2 separate regions of the Mus musculus genome follow, and region 1 is linked to region 2. Evidence: chromatin contacts called from ENCODE POLR2A ChIA-PET data. All regions are on one chromosome and are shown on one strand. Each heading gives the region's core, a stretch centred on a gene start or an enhancer-like site at or near the end of the contact. The rest is flanking DNA. Distances are from core to core; before and after follow the strand shown.

Evidence for each region. ChIA-PET counts read pairs that join two places held with the same protein, here RNA polymerase II (POLR2A).
Region 1: POLR2A ChIA-PET joins it to region 2 with 19 read pairs in embryonic stem cell. The contact joins the enhancer-like site here to the promoter of Nrarp in region 2. POLR2A ChIA-PET finds 5 or more read pairs at or near these places in 4 of 5 experiments (Patski and embryonic stem cell).

Annotation. Positions count from the first base shown.
Region 1 is chr2:25,224,840-25,230,384 of GRCm38, forward strand. Slc34a3 (solute carrier family 34 (sodium phosphate), member 3) reads right to left here. Exons shown (of 13, transcript NM_080854.3): 13 at 4,058-4,676. The coding sequence ends at 4,212. Among named protein-coding and RNA genes, the nearest start is that of Tubb4b, 2.9 kb to the left of the region's middle. Within about 2 kb of position 4,293, at least 2 of the 3 ENCODE cell types and tissues checked have a DNase peak (open chromatin) inside an H3K27ac peak, as active enhancers do.
Region 2 is chr2:25,177,504-25,182,803 of GRCm38, forward strand. It overlaps Nrarp (Notch-regulated ankyrin repeat protein), which reads left to right and starts at 3,255. Exons shown (of 1, transcript NM_025980.2): 1 at 3,255-5,300. The coding sequence starts at 3,608. The coding sequence ends at 3,952.

The DNA of each region.
Region 1 (5,545 bases), core at 3,043-5,542, 48 kb after region 2:
GCTCCCCCTATCACAATCCCCGCCCTGGCGCCGCAGTGCTCAATCCATTGGGTGTTTCAAATGATTGATTTGCACTTCCATTGGCTGCCTCCTGGGAGCACTCCGAGAGCCTGACACTATTGGCTGCGCTGTTTTGGCGTCCTGGTAACCGCCGCAGTGCAGCGCGCGGGTGGGACGTGGAAAGCCAGCTTCCGGCTGAAAGGGAGGGGGCGACTTTTCAGAGCTTTGTGGGCTCGGGCGGCTTGGTAGGTCTGGCAGCTGCTGCGGGGAGAGAAAGGAGACGCGGGCAGGCATTGTCGATCCGGAACACACCTTGCAAGCCTCAAGCTGAGGCGAATTGAAACGCTAACAATAATAGGCTCTGGATGAGGCGCCGGGCCCTTCCGGGACGCACTGGGCAGGCGCGGGGTCCTCTGTCTCTATCTGTCTCTCTCTCTCTCCCCCCTCCCCTCTCCCCCCCCCCCTTCTCTCTTCCCCTCCCCACCCCACCCCTGGGAGGGCCATCCCTCCGCCCCTTCGGCCTCCCTAGATGTTGTGGAAACTTGCTGGCCAAGAGCCGGTTTCCTTGGAGCCTGAGTTCCAAGTGCGCACAGAGCTGCATGGAGACTACAGGGCTGGGCATGCCTGGCCATGACTGTTAGAGGGAAAAACAAACAAACAAACGTGTGCAAGTCCCTGTCCTGTAATGGAGAGCAATACATGTACATATTTCTTTTTTTTTTTTTCAGGGTCAGGTCCAAAGCACCCCTACCCCCAAAATGGTAGTGCTGACATTGTCCTAAACAGGACTTGACCAGGTAAACAAGCTTAAAAGTTTCTGTTTACCAGAAGAGCAGGTCTCTTAAAGTGATTTCTGTTCACCTTAACTTTAACCTTCCCTCCCAAGTCAGCTACCTCTCGAAGGCAAGTAGTTCTGAAACAATCCTTTTTCTCCATTTGCTCCCCCCACCTTGGCATTTTGATCCCCAATATCTTTCTGCCCACAAAATGGTCTAGTTGGTAATTTCTCTACGCCATTGCTTATGAGACAGAGTCGTCTGGCCTGTAACCTGGAATTCTGCCTTAGCCTCCAGAATGCAAGGACTACAGTTCTTAGTCTTCATGTCTGATGTGTAACTTTTTAAAGGAATATTATACAATGGGTCTGTCTCAGTCTAGCCACTTCTGGCTTTTGGAATGAACTACCTTCAAAACTAAGGGTGTTAGGCAATCCCTGTTGGTTGTGGTATCCAAGTACCTACCAACCATGTCACAGGAAAAAACCCCACCAGGACAAGCAGAGTCCTGTATCCTGAGCAGTGGCATTCTGTCGCTATATACAAAATGCAGTCCTGCCGGGCAGTGGTGGCGCATGCCTTTAATCCCAGCACTCGGAGGCAGAAGCAGGTGGATTTCTGAGTTTGGGACCAACCTCGTCTACAGAGTGAGTTCCAGGACAGCCAGGGCTACACAGAGAAACCCTGTCTCAAAAAAACAAAAACAAAAACAAAAACAAAAAAAAAAAAACCGCAGTCCTAGTGTTCATATTTACTATACTGACCAGGATCTCCAGAAAGATCTGACTGTCTTGTCCTTTCCCAGAAGGGTAGATCAGGAAGGGGGGGCTGAGTTCTGTGACCACACTGACAGGACCCATACATACCTCAGGAGGTTTAAATGTATGTAAGGTACCAGGTCACTTTTTGGCATGCTGAAGGTTATCTCAGTACCTAGAAATATCTTCTGAGTTAAAGATCCTGGACTCTACAGAGTAGCTTAGGTGCCAAGATGTCAACTATTAGAATCTCATAGCACACACCTGAGAAGGAAGCAGAAGTTCGGTATTTTAACACAAAGAGCTTCCTGGGTGTCTTGGAGATGTTTGGGTCCCAAGCTGGGCAGTAAATACAAACAACATAGCAAAAGCCCACCAAGGACAGTGGCTGCCCACAGCTGGCAGGGGAAGACACTCTAGGTCTTTACTATGAATCAAGAGTTCCCCTGTGCCAGTAGGCAAAGGAGACCCAGTATATCAAGAGGTCCTGGAACCTATAGCATGAGAGGGTGTGCATAGAGCTGGCCAGAGGAGCAGAGAAGCAAGGCAGAACGGGCTGTGGGAGCATCGGGTGCCTGCCCTCCCAGCCCAGTCTGCAGCTGTTGGAGGCCGCACAAGGAAGGCTCTGTTTACTGGTGGCCATGGTCCCACTGGGAGGGTGCATTACTGCCAGGCAGGAGCAGCAGGCAGACAGTCTCTGTGGCCTTAAAGGACCCTGTAGTCAGCTTTTGTGAAAGGCCTCCCCTCACCCCGGAAGGAGAGGTGCCAAGGTGCTTCCCCTGTGGACTAGGTCTCACTGACTCCCACAGTGGGTCTTCCAGAGACGCAGCCTGGCTCTGCCCCTCCTCTAGAACATCAGAGAACACCATGAGGCTGTGTAAAAGCCTTCAGTGGGTCACAAGAGTGAGTGAACTAGGGCTGCAGTGCACAGACCTGGCTCTGTCCCTGCTGGAGCTCATCTCTGCAAGTCCTCTACTCTTAGTGGACGCAATAAATTCTAGTCCTAGGAAGCCTAGGAGCTGGGGGTAGGAAATGGAACAGAACCTGGGTGACAGTAAAGGCTAAGGACAAAGAGGGCCTGGAAGGACCATGGAGGCATCTACAATGTGTGTGTGTGTGGTGGTGGTGGGGTGTCGAGGGGAATACAAAAGGACGTAGCTCAGTGGTTATGAGCTCTTGTTACTCTGGCAGAAGTCTTGGTGGTCCACAACCTTCCCTCTGTCTGGGTGATCTGACACCTTCTGACCTCCAATGTCACTAGGCACAAGTGCTACACATACATAAAATGCAGCCAAAAAAACCACTCATACATGTAAATCTAAAGTAATTTAAAACAAAACAACACACACCCCAATAAGGATAGAACCCTTGGGCAATAAATGGATGGCTCTCCGGGCTCTCCCTGACGCCATACCTGTTGACTCAGAGTCTAGCTAGGTGAACCTGGAGGTTGGGGGGGGGGGTGCAAGGAAAAGTTTAGGCCAAGAAAATTCACACCAGTGTGTCCTGTTGGCCACATGTGGGCAAGAATAGTTATAAAGAGCCAACTCAAACTCCTGAACTTAAAACATTGAAAGCTTTATTTGTTTGTTGTAACTCAACTGCATAGTTCTGGACCATGAGCTTTGCAGATGACAACATTGTGTTTCAATGTCAAATGCCTGAAAACTGTAATGGACAGACCAAGAGGGATCCCTGTCAGCTCCTCTGTGGGTCCAATTGCTATAACCTGTGCCTGAGTTTCTGGTTGCTTTCTTTTCGGTGGTGTGGTGTGGGAGGGGTGGGATTCAGTCTGTGAACAGCCTGAAGCTGTAGGAGGTGGGGAGAGGTCTTCACCTCTTCTCTGGTGTCCAGTTACCTGTTGGCTGTAGGACAAACCTTTCAGTTTGAAAAACAGACCATCTGGCAGGAGGCGAGAAGGAGGAGGGCAGGAGCTCCAAACAGGGCCCCACCCTCTCCCAAGTCCTTTCTTAGCCACCTAGGCAAAGAAAATGGTGTCTAGGCCTTATATCCTTTCACCTAGATGGGCAAGTCCTAGGAGGCTACCTGGACAAGTCTGGGCATCAAGGTGGCAGAGGTAGGGTGCCTAGTCCAAACCCACTGTTTAAGATCCCGGCAGGAGGAAGGGTGCCCCCTAGTGGCTAGGGAGACCATGCCTGATGAAGCTTGCCGGCAGATGGCAAAGTCAGCCTCTTGCACAACTCATATACTCATAAAAGTCATATACTTAACTGCAGCTCTCACACCCATTGCTGGCGGATCTCAGGCTCCCTCTCGATGTGAGTGAACTTGGGCTCTCTGCCCTGCCCAGCCTTTCCAGGCAGCTCTTCCGGAAGGGCTCCTGTAAACCGGTTGTCACCAGCCACTACAGAAATAAACAAGCTGCAGGCTTGGGGGTGGGTGTGTGTGGGGGAAGCACTACCCTAATCTCTAGTCTCCACTAGGGGCAGCATGGCACTGCTTGGCCATCTCCACTCAGCGGCAGGACAGGCAACCCCATCTAGGAGAGAAAGCCAACACTCCTCAATAGTAACCTCGTTTATTTGAAAAGGAGAGGATATAAGAGACTAAAACATCCGTGTGGAGCCCTGCTCCTCTGTCTTAGCGAGGACTGGCAGGCGGTCTCTCCCGCCTCCAATGCCCTGAAGCTAGTGGAGCTGGCTATGGTACCCACTTTTCACAACTGCTGAGAAGCTATGACTTGTGGGTTCTCATAGCAGTGAGCCACTTTGCTGGTCATAGGAGAGTTGCTGCAGGCCCTGCAGGGGCAACAAGCAGTCACCAGGCGGTCCCAGGGCTCCAGAGAATGGAGCCAGAGTGGCAGCCAGGCCCAGGATTGAAGACAGCGGGGCAGCCAAGATGGTCGGTGTTGTTGCAGGACATTAACCAGGATGATAAGGAGCACCAGCCCCACCAGAGGACCCCCTACTGCAGCCAGCACTGTGCCCCCTGCCAGGGAAAGTCCAAAGGCTGCTAGGGGTAGCAGCAGGAAGGTTAATAGTAGGTAGACAATGGCCACCCAGCGATACTGGGCAGTCAGGTTTCCAAAGCGCTTGGCCAGTGGAATTGGCAGTCTCAAGACAGGCACCAGGTACCACAGCAGTATGCCAGCCAGGTTGAAGAAGAAGTGGATGAGAGCAACCTGGTAGGCAGGAAAGACAAGAAGGCATAAGGAGCTTGGACTACCTGGGCTCTGGGCTCTTTAGAAACTATGCCTTTCCTACTCTGGTCAAGTCTGAAGCTTGTCCGCTGTGTCCTGCTGAGTGATTCAGACAGATCACTTAGTACAGCAGCATCTAGCCAGGGTAGGCTCATATTCACCATATTCCTCCTGCCCGTGTTTTAGGAGATAGGGGTCTATGTCAGCACCTGTGTGTGGTAACAAAACCCTGCTGCTATCAGAGACGGTGGGAGGTTGGTAGGAAACACGACATATGGCCTTTCTGTAAATGAGCACAATCCAGGGGGCTTGGAGAGGATGGTACAGGCTCAGGAGGGTCTAAGTGACAAGGATAATACAGAGGCAGATACAAGGATGCAAGTGGGACGCAGGGAGAGCTAGGCTCAGTTTTCCCTATAGCAGCAGCCAGTGCAATCCAAGATTTCAGAACCTGATCCTGTCCCAGGCAGAGGGAATCTAGAGTGGGGGCAGTGGACCAAAGACTAGGTGATTTAGAGAGTCTGAGCTTGAAAAGGATTGAGGCCCAGAGCTGGGAGGTCTGGGAGAGACAACTTAGAGGCAGAACTGTATCTCAGTTCCGGCAGGATGATGAAGCTAGCACAGTTGAGCTGGAGCATCCCCAGAACAGAGTCTGGGAAGTCAAGAGCTTGGTACATGGTGAAACGGGAATTTGGGAAGAATCATATTGCAGGTATGGACCAGATAACCATACTTGGATACCCCAGGGGGACACAGTGAAGAGTCCAGAATGGAGGGGCCAGAGGAGCAGGGGTCCTTCGGGGAATCTGTGGGACTGCCAATGATAGACGGACAAAGGGCATGAGATGACC
Region 2 (5,300 bases), core at 2,005-4,504:
CAAGGGGTTGGAGGCTGTTTGCCCCATTCAGGTTCAGGCATTGGAAGCAAGCACCAAACCTAGGAGACTAGCTGCAATATGCCTTTCTCAGCTGCCACAGAGAGGTTGCCTTGAGGAGTGGGTATGGACACAGCGGCTCTGGTGTCCATCCAGTGTTGGCCTGCCATGCTGAGTGGCATGGGCAGGAGCCTGGTCACAGTGATCGTCTGCTGCAGTTCCTGCGGCCTCCTTCCTCTGCTCTGCCGGCTGGCTGGAGCTCAGTGTTTGTTATTTGATTCCTATCCTCTCTTCTACCAGGTGTCTGGGCTGCTGGGAAGAAACACTCTCCTCTTTCCCACGCTCCCCAACACATTTTAATGAATTAGCTGGAAGCCCCGCCCCCCACTGCCCACTGGCCTCCCTCCCCTGCTCAGCGCCTTTAAGGTGGCTGCAGGCCTGGCCCAGCTTTGGCCAGCTGCCCTGTCTGTGCTGTCCTCCTATGGCCTCTCAGATTGCCTGGACTACCCCACCCAGATTTCCCCTGCAGATTCCAGAGCACTCTACATGCCACCCCTTCACAGCATTGCTTTCAGAGCTGCTGGCTCCTAAGCACCCACCTAAGCAAGAACGGGAGCTGGGCATCTGGAGGGAGGAGGATGCCCTTCCCACTGTCTCCTTCTAGGAATGAGCAGATGGTGGTCAGGATGCTCCTGGACCAGCATTCTTTGGATCAGGCAGGGAATAAAGGTCAGAGTCCAGCATCACAGCCAGAAGGGGGTCTCCTAGATCTCAAGCAAGCATCACAAACACCGGAGCTTAATACTAGGTCCCCTGAGACTCTCTGGGAGCCCCCTTCCCTCCCTCTCTTTGAAAGCGGGGAACAAATGTCCACCTTTTGGAAGTGTCCTCCAGCAAACACTTGGGTGGTGCTTACTAGGAACCAAATGCCCCACAGCCTTCCCCAAGCCCCTCCTTATCTGAGACAGGAAGGCATGGGTGTGGGCCAGAGCATAGCTGTGGTGAAGGAGCACGAGCCAGCCGGGAATCCTGTAACCATCACCTAAGAAGTTCTGTGGGTAGCTGGCCATCCAGCTCCGTCTCAGCTGCACAGTGGTGGTGGCAAGCCAGGCACATCTGTCTGTCCTTTGAGCCTGACACAGGGCAAAATGTCCTCAGGATAAGCTTTTACCACGATAGGACTGCCACACCAGCCATGCTATTCTGCAAGAACTAGCTGAGCCTTCCAGCTCTCACAGCCCCTGTGGTGGGGGCCTGGCGTTCCCACACTGAGCTCACACAGGGCCCCTTTGTCTGCCGCCTGCTGCGGATGTCAACAGGACTTTTCTCCCAGGCTCTGTTCTGGGCAAGCATCTCAGATGCCCTTCCTCAGGCCAGGCTGGAGCCCACCTAGGTAGGGGCCTATCCGGGGACCCATTCACCTTCAAGGAACATCACTGGGCTTGATGAAAGTAAGGCTCTGCTCACCCCCAGGTGTGGTCTCTGATTCCTGCCTGTCTAAAGCTTCCAAGCCCTATGCAAACGCATGAAACCATGGGCCAGCCAGGAATCAGATCCTGTCCTCTTATGCTCCCAGAACTCCCGTTTCTCCCTGCCCACTTTGTTTTGGGTTAGTGTTCTGTGACACAGCCTGCATTGGGGCATCAGTCAGAACCCCCAACTGCACCTCAGTCTACCTGCACGGTGGAGAGAACCATAAGGGTTCCTCTCAAGATCTTGGAACAGTAGCCAAGCAGTGGTAGCGCACGCCTTTAATCCCAGCACTTGGGAGGCAGAGGCAGGCGGACTTCTGAGTTCGAGGCCAGCCTGGTCTACAGAGTGAGTTCCAGGAAAGCCAGGGCTATACAGAGCAACCCTGTCTCGAAAAAAAAAAAAAAAAAACTCTCTGAACAATGAGGTATAAGGTGTGGCTAGGGGACCAAATAGGCAGAACCCAATAGACCAAGGATCCCAAGAAGACTAGAGAGCTTTCCAAGCTGAATACACATGAGATTCAGGTTCTCAGGTTAGCAGAAAAGGAGTGTGACCCTTAAACAAGTTGGCCCGACGGGCGGACATCTGGTGGTCACAGTGGTGGTGGGGGGGGGGTTGCCTACTTTCTCCATTCAATTTAGCTATGGTCCCTCCCCGTGAACATAGTAAGGTTGGGGACATGCCCCGGTGAATATGATACAGTTCTGAGTCTGGGGCAGGAACATCCACCAAAGGAGCGTCCCCAGATGGAGCCTGGCTGGGTGGGCTGCCCAGCTGAGGCTTACAGTTGCCTGCTTGGAATTCCCAGTTAGCTTCAGAAGAAATCAAGCCCTGACGTGCCCTGCCTCCTGCTCTGCAAGTCTTAAGATCATTCCTCCTTAATTTCCAGCAACCACAGCGAAGCTATAAGCCGTAAAACATAATGAGGAAATGTGGAGCCTTGCCTTCCCAGCCAGCGCCAGCACCTCCTGCCTCACTCACGGTCAGTTGTTAAGGGTGGTCAATAAAACGTGGGGCTTATGGCTTGGAAATGAGTCATTTCAGAACTCCCTCAAAGGGCAGTGCTGTTGGTCTCACGAGCCAGCCCTGTGTCTTATATGCTGACACTAAGTAAAGGAAACACATAAGGAGGAGTAGTGACAGACTGGCCACCGAGAAAGAGAGAGAGACAGAGAGAGAGGCAGAGAGAGAGAGATAGACAGAGAGAGACAGAGACAGAGGGGGGAGCGAGCGAGCGAGCGAGCCTGTGCCAGCCTGCCAAAGGAACCCCTACCTACACTGTGGGTAGCTTAGGGGCATGGAGCTCCCTCCATCAGTATGGAGGAGCCAAATGCAATTGCTGCTCAAGCTTCCCCGTAAATTACACTTGAGTAGAAAGGACCAGAGTGATGGAGGACTATACAACCGAGCAGTTCGTGAAATTGCCACCTGTGAACGCCAGGTCCAGGCCTGGGAGTGGCTGCGCAAGGAACTCGCAACTCCCGACATCTATGAAGGAAGAAGAAAACTGCCGAAGGAGCTTATACACCGGAGCAACCAGACCCAGGATCCCGCAGTGGTGCTGGAAAACCCCCGAGGCCTTCTGACCACCCTGGCCAGACCAGACTAGTGCTGGTCAGACCAGCGCCCTCTATCCTGGAGGGAGCTGCAGCACGACCCCGCCTCCGCCCCGCCCCCACGTGGGCACCACCCAATCGAAAGAGCCCTGGTGTGCGCGTCAAGAGCGTCTATTGTTATGCAAATATAAGAACCGTAAAAGACGGCGAGAAGCGGCGGGCGAATTAGAACTATTTTGCAAAGGGACGCGGGTGGAGTTCAGCTGGAGCGAAGCCTAACCTCGAAGGGACCACGACTGCGAGTGTCGCGGCCTCCGGCTGCCCCAGGTTCTGCGAACCAGCACCCAGCCCTGTCGCCCGCCCGCTTGGGCGCGGCTGGATGCAGCAGGGGTCCCGCGCCAGCGGCCCTCGGCCCCGAACGCCCGGAGTGCGCAGGGGCGGCGTGCGGGGCCCGAGGGCGCAGCGCCCTCCATGCGCCGAGGCGTACCTCGAGACACGCCCCGAGACAGCCCGGGGCCCGCACTGCAGCCGCCGCCCGCGCTAAGCCGGGGCGCGGCTCGCAGCCCTAGCTCTGCGGCAACATGAGCCAAGCCGAGCTGTCCACCTGCTCGGCGCCACAGACGCAGCGCATCTTCCAGGAAGCGGTGCGCAAGGGCAACACGCAGGAGCTGCAGTCGCTGCTGCAGAACATGACTAACTGCGAATTCAACGTGAACTCGTTCGGGCCGGAGGGCCAGACAGCACTACACCAGTCAGTCATCGACGGCAACCTGGAGCTGGTGAAGCTGTTGGTCAAGTTCGGAGCCGACATCCGCCTAGCTAACCGCGACGGCTGGAGCGCGCTACACATCGCCGCTTTCGGGGGCCACCAGGACATCGTGCTCTATCTCATCACCAAGGCCAAGTACGCGGCCAGCGGCCGGTGATAGCCACCCGGACTCCGGCCCCTGGCCCCCACCCGCGTCGTCTCTGCTGTACCTTCCCGCCAACTACCTCGGTGTGCGCCAGGTTTGCTGGTCCGCGTGGAAATCGGGCTAAGTCTCTACGTCCGCGGCCACGACCAAAGTAGCGCATCCGTGGACCCCAGGGTTCGGCTCTCCGCAAAAGAGCGCCTCCCCTTGGCAGTCCTCTGAGCCCCGCGGGGCCCCAGAGCCTTCCCACGGCCCCGACCGCCTAGAGGGTGGGGGCGGGGCGCAGGCTCCAGTCCGTTTTGAAATTTGAGTCTCACACCGGGAGACTTCGGAATCCCGAGATACCGGATCCTCCGCTTGAAATGTTTTCTCCGGAAGGTGAAAGGCGCGGGCGGACTCGCGCTCCAGCCGCCGCTCGTGAGACCCGGCCGCTCACAGTGCGGCGCCCGCCGCTGGCAGCCGCCAAACAACCATTACCGGGCTCCACCATCTGCGCGCCCTCGCACTTAGGAAGGGAAGGGGACGCTCCGGGTTCCTGATGTCCTCAACTATTTATCACGTGTGTGTATATTTGTGGGTGAAGTTTGTGCGCCTGAGTTTTTTGTTTGGAAATATTGTGCGTGGTTATGGGAGAAAGATGCATTTTTTTTCCTTTAAAACTAAAAACTTGAGTCTACCATTTTTTGGTTGCACTGAAAATACCGCCTAGCCCTATGGTTTTCCCATTGCTAGCCCCTCCCCCACCGAGTCCCTAATCTTCCACACCTCATTCCTCTTTTCCTCTCCCTGGATTCTGAGTTTAGAGAGCCTAGGATCTGTCTCCCTTTCCCCTCCCGTGAGAGGCCACCATTCCCCACACAGGCTGGTTTAGCAAAGTTCCAAAGGGCTCTTGAAGCCCGCGTGGCTGGGACGTGGGGATTCTGAGAGCATGGTACCCTTCCTAGTGACTTCTATTATAGTTAATAGTCGGTTGCACACTTTTTTAAAAAAGTAAATGAATTTGCCACGATTAAATGTCATAACATTTATGACAGAATATAAAATATTAACATATTTTAAGCCAAGTTTTAGGTGTATTTTTTTGAATCTTGGTTATGAACCCAATTTTAAAGGGCGTTGTATCCAGCGTTGTGAAGGCTGTTGTGTACCCATATTTATATTTTTATAAAATTCCTATAAAGACTGTGAATCTCTCATACTATTGCTGAATGAGTGGAAGGGCTGCTGTGCTCTTTCTGCCTTCCCCAATCCCCATCCCCACCCTCAAACCCTGCTCCAAGGCCCTATTATGATCTGAGGATCCAGCCATGAGGGAGGGGCTGTGCCAAGGACCAGGGCTGGAGGAGGTGCTGGAGCGTCACTG